Linked DNA regions of Homo sapiens: region 1 is linked to region 2. A link is a contact called in ENCODE Hi-C or POLR2A ChIA-PET data. All regions are on one chromosome and are shown on one strand. The core of a region is the stretch at or near the end of the contact, and the rest is flanking DNA. Distances in the headings are between cores, read along the strand shown. Region 1 holds the start of SP3 (Sp3 transcription factor). Region 2 has its middle 130 kb from the start of DLX2-DT.

What was found. A loop is a pair of places that touch in the nucleus more often than their neighbours do. ChIA-PET counts read pairs that join two places held with the same protein, here RNA polymerase II (POLR2A). Pooled maps may share reads with other maps.
Region 1: a map of naive thymus-derived CD4-positive, alpha-beta T cell shows a loop between it and region 2 (19-fold over the local background). The contact joins the promoter of SP3 here to the enhancer-like site in region 2. A Hi-C loop is called at or near these places in 1 of 168 maps with a recorded cell type or tissue (naive thymus-derived CD4-positive, alpha-beta T cell) and 3 of 50 pooled maps. POLR2A ChIA-PET finds 5 or more read pairs at or near these places in 1 of 52 experiments (common myeloid progenitor, CD34-positive).

The regions. Positions count from the first base shown.
Region 1 is chr2:173,961,741-173,967,173 of GRCh38, reverse strand. It overlaps SP3 (Sp3 transcription factor), which reads left to right and starts at 1,801. Exons shown (of 7, transcript NM_003111.5): 1 at 1,801-2,009; 2 at 2,621-2,769; 3 at 3,291-3,413. The coding sequence starts at 2,003. RefSeq lists silencers at 1,554-1,623, 2,124-2,403, 2,734-3,223, 3,354-3,603 and enhancers at 2,464-3,286, 3,287-4,110.
Region 2 is chr2:172,232,753-172,238,441 of GRCh38, reverse strand. No RefSeq gene overlaps it. Among named protein-coding and RNA genes, the nearest start is that of DLX2-DT, 130 kb to the right of the region's middle. RefSeq lists a silencer at 3,167-3,461. Within about 2 kb of position 4,366, at least 6 of the 41 ENCODE cell types and tissues checked have a DNase peak (open chromatin) inside an H3K27ac peak, as active enhancers do.

The DNA.
Region 1 (5,433 bases), core at 552-3,051, 1.7 Mb before region 2:
CTTCCACCCAAGAGATCCGGGTAGGAACAGAGTGATAATAGTGACTTCCCTTCCTCCCTCCCAGTCCACTTATTTTCACCTGTCCCGCTCTTCAAGGCACCCATCTCTTTTTCCATTTTCCCCACCCCAAATCAGGTTATTTTGTGACTTTTATTTCCTTAAAAGTTTTTGTTGTAAAATAGTACATAGGTTATACGACTCAACTTTGAAAGTGACTTTTCCACTTAAATATGAGACTACAAGGACTATTAGAAGAGATGAACCCTATTCTTGGACTCAGAATTTTGAGTCTCGTTTCCGCATGTTTGTGGTTTTTAGGTTAATTCCCTGGAAATTTGATCTTTGTACAATTAAGAGCAAAGTAACCATACAATGTTTCTGATCCTGTCAGCATAGGCGGTTAAGTGCTTTGGAACTGGGATGTAAACTCAGTATCTCACAAATGGATTACCTATTAAGTTAGGACACACAAAATCTGGTTAAAGTGCTTGGACTTCACAACCTCATCCACCAGCACATCACATATCACACAAAATATAATAATCACAGTAATGGGAAAACTGAATCTTGAGCCAGATTTCTAAAAAACAGGTATTGTGGACAGTGTTTCCACCTCTTGAATTTAACTTCTTTCTTGGCAACTATACTTGAAGGTAACAGGGAGAGATGTCTCTTAGTTGGCAAAACACACACTTAAAACCTGAGCATTTTCCCCCAGGATGACAGCAAGATACCAAGGATGCCAAAGAAGGAAGGAGTGTTAACCTAATCCAGTAAGAGAAACAAGATTTTAAAATACAACAAAAATGTTCCAATGGGGGAAAAAAGGTAGTTCACCGGTTCACGACTTTAAAAAACGTTGGCAGTGGTTGATGGGCTTATTTCAGGAGATATCTGACTTGGTACCAAGAGGATAAAGAGGCCGGGAATAATACGTTTGTGCAGCAAAATGGTTATGTGACCGATTTTTTAAAACACAGAATTCTGCCCCACTGAATACATACACATACCACAAGTAAAATGAAATATACTTTTAAGTGCCCGTTTTGGTGCCACTGGCCAAAATTAAAACTCTCCTTCCGTATGTGAGGTGACTTGAGATTTCTTTTTTGCTTTAAATGCCTGCCTTCAGGGTACGTGAAAGTGGGAGACCGGTTGGAAAACTGGGGCTAAGGGGGCTGGGAGCGAGATGGCTGTGACTGAATCAGGAAGCTGGATGTGAGAGAGAAAAATCCTCCTCCAGCCTCGGAGGGGGTGTCTCCCCTAATACCAGCTCCCTCCCCCCGGGCTCGTGGGGCGGGTCTGGTTTGCTCAGTAGCGGCAGCGGCCGCAGCAGCAGCCCCGGGGCTGAGCAGCGGTGGCCTCCTGGCAGCGCAGGGAAGCGGCGGCTCCAAGAGCGCGAGGCCCTGGGGAGATCCGGCCAAGACTGCTGCCGGGATGGAGGAAGCGTCCAGTGGAGCAGGAGTCACCGGGGACGAATTTCCTCCCCAGCTCAGCTCCCCTACAGCTTGGCTAGGCCTGCTCCGAGCGCCTGCAAGGTGGAGGAGGCCTGCGCCTCGGGCCTGGCAGCGGCAGCCGGCGAGGGAGGCGGGCACAGCGGGGTAACCGGCGAGCCGTAGCCGCTCTCGAAAACCTACGCTGCCACGGCCGCTCATTGTCTCTCCCCTTCCACCCGGGGGCAAACAGGAAGCGCGCCGCCTGGCAGACCGACGGACAGGCGCCTGGACCAATGAGCACAGCCGACAAAGAGCACGGCGGCGAATGAGAGCCAAGAAGAGGGGCGGGAGTTCCGGGCGGGCTGTCACCCTCTTCCCCCCTTTTGGGCTGGAGGCTCCACCTTTTGTGTTTCCCGCACAGTCAATCAAAATAGGAAAAAAAAATCCCCGGACCGCTCCGGCCGTGTCCGCCGCCGCTTCCCGCATCCTCTCCCGCCGCCGCCGCCTTCGCTCCTCACCATGTGTAAGGCGGCGGGGAGCCCCGCCTGAGGTGCCCTAAACACACTATGACCGGTACGTAAAGCCGAGAGAGCAACCCTTGCTGCTGCCGCCGCCGCCGCTGCCGCCGACCACAGCCAGCCCGGGGCCGCTGCCGCCGGTCTCGGCCCCGTGTGTGCGACCGAGTGTCTGTGAGAGGCAGAAAGCTGCACTCCCCTGCGCCTCCCTCCCCTCCCCGCCAGCCACCGTCCACCCCCGAAGCCCCAGCAACGCCGTCTCCCCGCCAGGCCCCGGGGCGGGCGGCCCGGTCCGCCGGGAGCGCATCCCCCTGTGTGCGGGCGCGGGCGGGCGTGTGTGAGTGACTGACGGTGCGAGAGGAGCGAGCGCGAGTGAGAGCGAGCGGCGCGAAGGGAAAGGGGAGGAGAGGAGAGGGGGCAGGGGCAGCGCGGGGAGGAGGAGGAGGAGGGAAAGAGGAGGAGGAGGAGGGTTACAGGCAGCGGCGGGCGGGGGCAGCAGCAGGAGGGGAGGAGGGAGCCGCCGCCGCCGCCGCCGCCGGGGGGCGGGTGGGGGAGGGGAAGGGGCCTGGGTCCGGGCTTTGGGAGTAATTTCGCTTCGGCCCGCGGGCCCCCTCCCTCTCCGCCACCCGCCTTCCTCCCCACCCCCACCCCCCCGCGCTGTGCCTGCAGCTCCCGAAAAGCCCGTGAAACAAGAGGAAATGGCTGCCTTGGACGTGGATAGCGGCGGCGGCGGTGGCGGCGGCGGCGGCCACGGCGAGTATCTGCAGCAGCAGCAACAGCACGGAAACGGTGCGGTGGCGGCGGCAGCGGCGGCCCAGGTGAGGAGCGGCTGAACCCCGGCCCGGCTCCCCCCTCGCGCCGCTTTCTCCTCCCCTCGCCTCTCCCCTCCCTCCTCGCCTCACCCCTCCCTCCTCGTCTCTCCCCTCCCCTCCACTCCCCTCCCCCCGCCCCGGGAGCTGCCCGCCCGAGGCGCCAACGCTCCGACCCCGCCCGCGCCGCCCCGCCTCGCCCGCCTGCCGCCTTTTTGTGCGCGTGTGAGTGTGGGCCCCAGCGTGCCCTCCCGGGGGTGGGTTCCGGGCGGAAGGCGGAGGCCCGGCGCGCAGCCCGCCGCCCGCCTGCCCGCGGACCGGGGAGCCGGGGTGCTTGGAGCGGGGGACGCCAGGCGTGGGCTGGCGGCGGGACCAGGAGGAGGAGGAGGAGGAGGAGGAGAGCGCGGGCTGGCGCTTGCCCGGGCGCAGTCGGCGGGGACCGAGTCGTACTTCCTGTGCGAAAGGCGGCCCGACCCTAACCGCCACCCCCTCCCCCTGTCTCCCTCTCTGAACCCGCCCATTGGGGGTAGGACACTCAGCCGTCACCGCTCGCTCTGCTGGCCGCTACCTGCAGCAAGATAGGGCCGCCATCGCCGGGCGACGACGAGGAGGAGGCGGCCGCCGCAGCCGGGGCCCCCGCCGCCGCCGGAGCGGTAAGTCCCGCGCGCGGCCCGCCCCCGCCGAGGCCGGGCGCCCGCCATCCCGGACCCGTGGCGCGCCTGCCCAAAAGGCCTCCCCGGCGCCCGCGCTTCCCCCGACCCGCACGGGCCGCTGGGCTCCAGGGCGCCCTTTCCTGCTCTTTCGCATCCCGGTTTGGATCTGAAGCCAGCCCAGGCTTTCTCGAAATTGTCACTGCAGCACCTCGCGCAAAATCTTCACAAAATGAAGTCTGAGAGGGCGGGGGTAGAGGACTCCAAAATGGATGTTTGAGCAATTCATATCAGTGCTGAAAACTCCTTCGCTTAACACTACAAAATTTTCAAGCACAGCCTATCGGCCATAGATAGTATCAACTAGAGGCAATGTCTTTAGTTTTTATTATTTTTGAACCTGGAGCATTTTCTGTTGGACGTTACAGGATCTTACTGCTTTAAATCATACATTATTAAAAAAAATGAGGGTTTATTCTTTGAATTACCCTTTTGTATGCAGGAGTGAAGACTGCTTTTTTAGTTGACCATTCAAAATCGTTGAATTTTAGTTTTTGCAGACTACTAAAATTTGCAGTGACTTTTTTTTTGTAAGGGGGGTAAATGAAACATTTAGCAGCCTTTGAAATCAGCAAGTTGCTTAGATAGTACTTTAGATTTTGAAACTGAATATAACAGTGTTAGAAAAGTATGTGTAAGGAATTGTATTTACGTGCATACTAGTAGTACAATACTTATAGCTGAATTTGGTTGGCAAAAGTATGTTTTCATTTTATTACGACTGCTAGTCAGGTAAGATATGGTGGGATTCTTTCTGTAGTGTTTTCAGTGTCTGGGCAAGGGGAGGAGCTCGCCTGTGTTATATGAGGGGTTAATACCAATAGGATAGGAACAGTTTTTAGACTGTTAATTGTGAATTTTACATTTGGGTCATCACTGTTGTGTAGATTTGTTCACCTATTAAAATAATGAAAACCCTCATTTGAGTGTGTGTGTGTGGTGGATCATAGGAATTGATTTGTGGAGTGATACTTTCAATAGTCACTGAAGACAGAAGTTTGGTATTTGGTATAGTCTACAACAAATGCTTAGTATGTCCAGGTATTTTTTTTTTTTAAGTTAAACCAATGTTAAGCTATTACTGGTAAATAATTTGTAATTTTAGTGCTTCGTTATAGGGGATGTGAATAGTTTTAATGTCTTGTTTTTTCATAAGCAGATTAACATGTAAAAATGTAAAATTATATTAGGCTTTGTTATTTTTAAATACATTTATGGATTGGTACGCCTTCTGTTCACCTCATTTCAGCTTCGCTGAGAGTTGGTAGATTTTTTTATGAACTGTATCCCTCTAGTTCCAAAGTGCCAAAACAAATTGACTGTATCTTAAAAAACTACTGCATAAGTAAAATTAAAAAGCAGATTGCTTCTCCTGATCTTTTTTGTATTTCAAATGGAACAAAACTTTTCTTGTAACTGTAATTTGTAAAGTTTAGATATCAGTTTACAGATGGGGGAGGGGAGAAGGAAGGAAATATGGGTGAATAATATGTGTATGTACATACATATGTGAGTCTGAGGCCCAAGGATAGAATACTGTCTCCAACCTTAGCCAGCTGTGGCCATATACTTGTAGGGAAGTTTCCATGCTTCTTCAGCTGCTTTTCTGAATTACCAAATCACTCCTGACAACACATATTCTGCCACATGAAGACGAACTAGAATCAATCTGATAAATCTGAGATTTATCAATCAAATACATCATAATTTGCCAATCATAGTAAAATGAAAATAGTTTTGCCTAAAAAAAAAAAAAAAAAAAAAAAAACCCAAACCATATATTTATGATGTCTGGTACCTGCACCCAAGATTTTTCACTTTGAGTAAAATTGGTAAGACTGGCTTGTGTGTATTTGCCTTAGCAAATAGAAAATTTGCTAAAAATTTATTTTTCCAGTGCAAATATGAACTTAAGACATCTTTTCAGCACATCTTAGAAAAGGAAATTCACATGAGTTCATGG
Region 2 (5,689 bases), core at 3,117-5,616:
GTTTGTCAGTTTCACACACACACAAAAAAAATCTGAAGAGAAATGACATCTTAAGAAGATCAAGGCCAGGTACAGCGGCTCATGCCTATAATCTCAGCACTTTGGGAGGCTGAGGTGAGTGGATCATTTGAGCCCAGGAATTCAAGACCAGCCTGGGCAACATAGTGAAATCCCATCTTTACCAAAAATAAAAATAATTAACTGGGTATGGTGGCACATGCCCATGCTCCCAGCTACTCGGGAAGCTGAGGTGGGAGGATTGCTTGATCCCGGGAGGTTGAGGCTGCAGTGAGCCATGATAGTGCCACTGTACTCCAGCCTGGGAGACAGAGTGAGACACTGTCATGAAAAGAAAAAGAAAAAGAAGAAGGAGAAGGAGAAAAAGAAGAAAAGAAGAAAAGAAGAAAAGAAGAAAAGAAAGAAGAGAAGAAGAAGAAGAAGAAGAAGAAGAAGAAGAAGAAGAAGAAGAAGAAGAAGAAGAAAGAAGAAGAAGAAGAAGAAGAAGAAGAAGAAGAAGAAGAAGAAGAAGAAGAAGAAGAAGAAGAAGAAGAAGAAGAAGAAGAAGAAGAAGAAGAAGAAGTTTTAGAGCCATGTGTGGTGGCTCACACCTGTAATCCTAACTACTCAGGAGCCAGAAGTGGGAAGATTGCTGGAGTCCAGAAGTTTGAGACCCGCCTGGGCAACATAGCAAGAACTCTCTCTCAATGAGTAAAAAAACAAAAAGAAGATCAACTTTCCAATTTGTGAGCACAGTATATTTCTCTCCATTTATTTAGGTCTTCTAAAATTTTTCTCAGTAGTATTTTGTCGTTTTCAGTGTTCAGAGCATACACATATTTTGCTAAATTTCACCCTATTGCATATTTTTATGCTTCTATAAATGGTGCTTTTAAAAATTCTATTTCTGAAATAGACAGTTCATAGCTATCATATAGAAATAGAATTGATTTTTATATGTTGACCTTGTATCCTGCAGCTTTGCCAAACAGGATGCAAAATGTCATAGTCATTTTGGAAACAGTTTAGCAGTTTCTTATGTAGGTAAACGTATATTTACCATATGACCCAGCAATTCCACTTTTAGGAAATGGAAACATGTCCTCACAAAGCTGGCATGTAAATGTTCATAACAACTTTATTCATAATAGCCAAAACTGGAAACGACCCCAATGTCTATCAACAGGTGAGTGAATAAACAAATTGTGATATATCCATACAAAAGAATATTACTCAGCAATAAAAAGGTACTCCTGATACATGCAACAACATGGATGAATCTCAAAAACATTATGCTGAGGGAAAGAAGCCAGATAAAAGAATAAATATTACATAATTCCATTTATTTAAAATTCTAGAAACTAAAATTTAATATATAATGACAGAAAATAGGGCAGTCTTGCCTGAACAACGGTTGGGGGGAGGAATTGTCAGAGGTATTTGAACCAGAGCAACTCCATCTTGAATAAAGGCTGGGTAAAAATGAGGATGAGACCTGCTGGGCTGCATTCCCAGATGGTTAAAGCATTCTAGGTCACAGAATAAGACAGGATATCGGCACAAGATACAGGTCATAAAGAGCTTGCTAATAAAACAGGTTGCAGTAAAGAAACTGGCCAAAACCCACCAAAACCGAGATGACTAGGAGAGTGACCTCTGGGAGTCCACACTGCTACACTCCTACCTGTGCCATAAGTTTACAAATGCCACGGCAACGTCAGAAGTTACCCTATATGGTCTATAAAGGGGAGGCCTGAATAATCCACCCCTTGTTTAGCATATAATCAAGAAATAACGATAAAAATGGGCAATCAGCAGCCCTCGGGGCTGCTCTGTCTAGAGCCATGGAGTAGCCATTCTTTTATTCTTTTACTTTCTTAATAAACTTGCTTTCACTTTACAGACCTGCCCTGAATTCTTCCTTGTGCGAGATCCAAGAACCCTCTCTTGGGGTCTGGATCGGGACCCCTTTCCGGTAACAGAATGAGTGGGAAAGGACACAGGGAATATTTTGCTAAAATATAAATGTCCTGTGTCTTGATTATGGTGGTGTTCACACAATTGTTCAAGAGTCAAAACTCATTGACTTGTGCATGAGAATGGATGCATCCATTGCATGCACATTTGACCTCAATAAAGCTGGAAACTGCTCAGGGTGTCTTTTAGAAAGCAAGAGGCACACATGTACCAAGGAACGAATGAACTGCAAGGAAGTAGCAAATAGGACAGAAAAGAAGTGAGACTGTCTTTAATCTTCATTAGATTGTTAGCCTGTAGACACAGTGCTGCCCGGTAGAACTTTCTGCCCTGCCCAATACAGCAGCCACTAGGCACATATGGCTTCTGAGCACTTTAAATATGGCTAGTTGTACTGAGAAAGTTAATTTTAAATTTTATTGACTTTTCATTAAATTTAAATTACCACGTGCTACTATGTTGAACAGCATAGCAAGGTAGGGAATGTATGTCTCATGTCTCTATGTGCCTATTACCTAATCTGGTAGTAGTTACTGAATAAAGGCTGAAAAAGAAAAAAATAAAATAAAATCCAAATAACCTGATATGCAGTTATACCAAGCAGTGTAGTGAATGGAACATCAGTAGACCCCAGATTCAAGTTCCAACTTGGTCCCTTGGTTCCTTTTCTGTTAAAATAGGGCTTTTACTCACTACAGACTTCACACTGTCTTTATAAGGCTCAAATGAGAGAAGTAAGCAAAACTACTTAACCTTAAATCACAAAGCTTTGCACAAACGGAAGGTACTGGACTTATCAGCAATGTGGTGGCCACATCTGGCGCCAGCGTTTCATTTTAAACTGAAGGCTCAAGAGGGTCGTGCCAAGCTTTCCCGGAGCCCCAGGAAGAGACTCTGTGCCTGTATACCTTGGTTCCGTTTTGTCTTTGACATGCTAATACCACAATCTCCGCGGAGCACGACCACCTGCGCCTCATAAACCTTTCCATTTACCAACACACGTGCGACCTTTCCTATCCTGGAGCCACTTTGCCAGTATTGATCGCTGATTGCAAGGGAGCATGCTTTGCAACTGCATAGGAAATGATGTTTGTTGCCGCGAAGGTGGTGGCCTGCTAGGATAAAAGAGGTCGCACTCGCTGCCAGAAGAGGAAGGAGACCCCTGCGGTGAGCGACCGTCGCGGCAGACCCGGGACGCGACTTGGAGTCCTCGTTTGCACTCTCCCCGGTTGCAAAGTGGTCCTGTTATCTCCAGGCTCTGCTGACTCCTCCCTCCGCGGCTGCCTTTTGTCTTTGAAGCCGGAGACCGACAATGGATTATTATCTGTGCATGCAGGTGTTGTTGAAGAGAACAATTTGTGAACAATGGCCCTTCCCACGTTGTCCAAACATAACGATTGCTCCGCAGCTGTTATTTGCAGAACTCGTCACCTTTCTCGATGCTGCCGATGCTGCCGTTGAGCCGCCAGCTGTCCCCGAGCGCGGCTCCCCCGGCGCCGCCCACCGCCGACAACTCGGCCGCCCTCACTGCCCCTCAATGTCCCCCGCTGTCCCCCGATGCCTCCAGATGCCCGCCGCTGCTCCCCCCAGTGTCCCCCGTGCCCGCCGCTGCTCCACGACACAAGCTTCTTTTGGCTGCCTTGGCGCTCTCCGCCGCCCCCAGGCGACAAGACCCCCAGGCAGCCAGACTGTGCGGGGCCTTCCTCCCGTGCGCTGTCCCAGGGTCAAAGCACGCTCCCCAGGAACCTCCCATCCCATTCAGTATTCTTCGGGGAAAACAGAATGGACCCACGGGGTTGCTTGTGGACCTTGTTTCAAACACATGACCCACAGGTGTGGATCTCTGCCCTGTAAGATCTGGGTGAAATTGTCTTGAATCCACCAATTCTGCAGTCTAGGAATGTCCGAAACTCCTCCTCACTCCCCTACCCCTGAATCGTGCCAATTCCCAGGCCCTGCATCTGCCTGTGATTCTTTTAGTTCCCCCACCGACCCTAATGCAAAATGCAGCCCTTTCACTGGTTCTCAAAATCTGCTGCCATGAAGCAGTTCCTGAGAGATTTCACTGAAAACGAGAGGGTTTCCACCCAGAGAGGACACCTCTTGACTGACACTTTCAGCTACTGTCCCCACTCCCTTCTCACCCCTACATCCCTTGTTTCACCCAGGAGAAGAAATTCCTCTCCCCGGTTACACATAGAGCTACTCACCAGTCTCCAGGCCCTTCCCTCAAGCTTCACTACCCAATTCCTACCAAGGGTTTTCCAAGTGCCAAGGCTCCCTCTCCTTCAAGGAAGAAGCACTGTTTTATTCCTGGTACAAAGACCTTCAGTTCCCACTGGTGTCCTGCTGGCGCCAGAATGTCTGCTGGTCTGCCAGTTTCTCAAAAAGTTCACTGGCCTGCTGCAGTCTGTTTTCTCACTTAGGGACAATTCACATACAGTGGATGGTGAGCTTACGGTGGATGGTGAGCTACCAAGGAGCAGAATTTCATGACAGCATTCAGCCCTGGATGTCCAACAACAACCTAAAAAGGTCAGCTGCAAAATCTTGCAGGATGCAGTAGCCATGCTTTCAGGGGCAATACATAGTTAGATTGACATATCTATAATGCTGAATTAAAGCTGCCATAACCTTTTCCCAAATCCCTGAATGAAAGGTGACTTCAGTCTTCCTTAAGCCTCTCCATGAATTTGTGTACCCAACTGAAGATTAGACATGAGCATATTGTATTTCTTAGGTTAAATACTATCACTACCTTATGGTAAAGAACATTTTGACTCTGAGATGAAAATATTTCTGAAATTTATTGACATCAATTTCTAAGACCTCTGCTGTGCTCCAGTAGGGAGCCACAAAATAAATCGAACAGTCCCAGACCTCTTCCTCACCCCATTTTATGCTAATAACATACTCTCAAATAACCAGTCATGTCTTTTATGGGGTAACCTTGGGTCTACTTTCCTAACTTGTAGTTAAATAAAATGCATATAGTATAAACATGAAACACCCTGCAATTCCTTGTCCCCTCACTTTAAACCAAGAAAGGAGACAAAGACCAATCAAAAAAATTGTTTAAACCATGTCTTTGGTAACATCTCCTGGTTTGTTTTGGATTAAGGGTCTGAAGGGAAAACAATTGAAAAGCAAGTGTAAATCAGCTTCCCAAAGAGAACACTGAGAATTCCAGAGATCTGCATTTCTCAGGACACTTGAGAATTATGTCCACTGCCCCCACATTCCATAACACTGGGGCAGCCATGCAGATTCACGCAGGACCTGGCTTCATGAACGCAAGGTAAACCATTAGATTCAAGCTGGTCCACTCCACCAACTACCGCGTGTGGTTGCTTGGAACAGCAACAAGCCCACGCCTGCACTAGCCTTTAGGTTGGTCAAGTGGCTGCCCACCCAGGCACTGTCTCTGAGGCAGGGTTAGAATGTCACAGCCCGCCCTGGGAGGACAGGGGTCCTGTGCATGTTAACAAGCTCAGTGAAAGGAGGCAAACCACTTGCCTCAGCACCACATTAGGCTGGGGAAGTATAAACTGGAAACCATGCAAATATTTATCTTCAGGGACCTCCAAGAGACCTCTGGGAGAAGGAAAATAAATCTCTACACGTGTTTACTCATAATGATTCCAACAGGCCCATCTAAAAACGACTCCAGCATTTCATTAAACAGACTTCTTCAATGGTCACCGAGCTGTGTAAA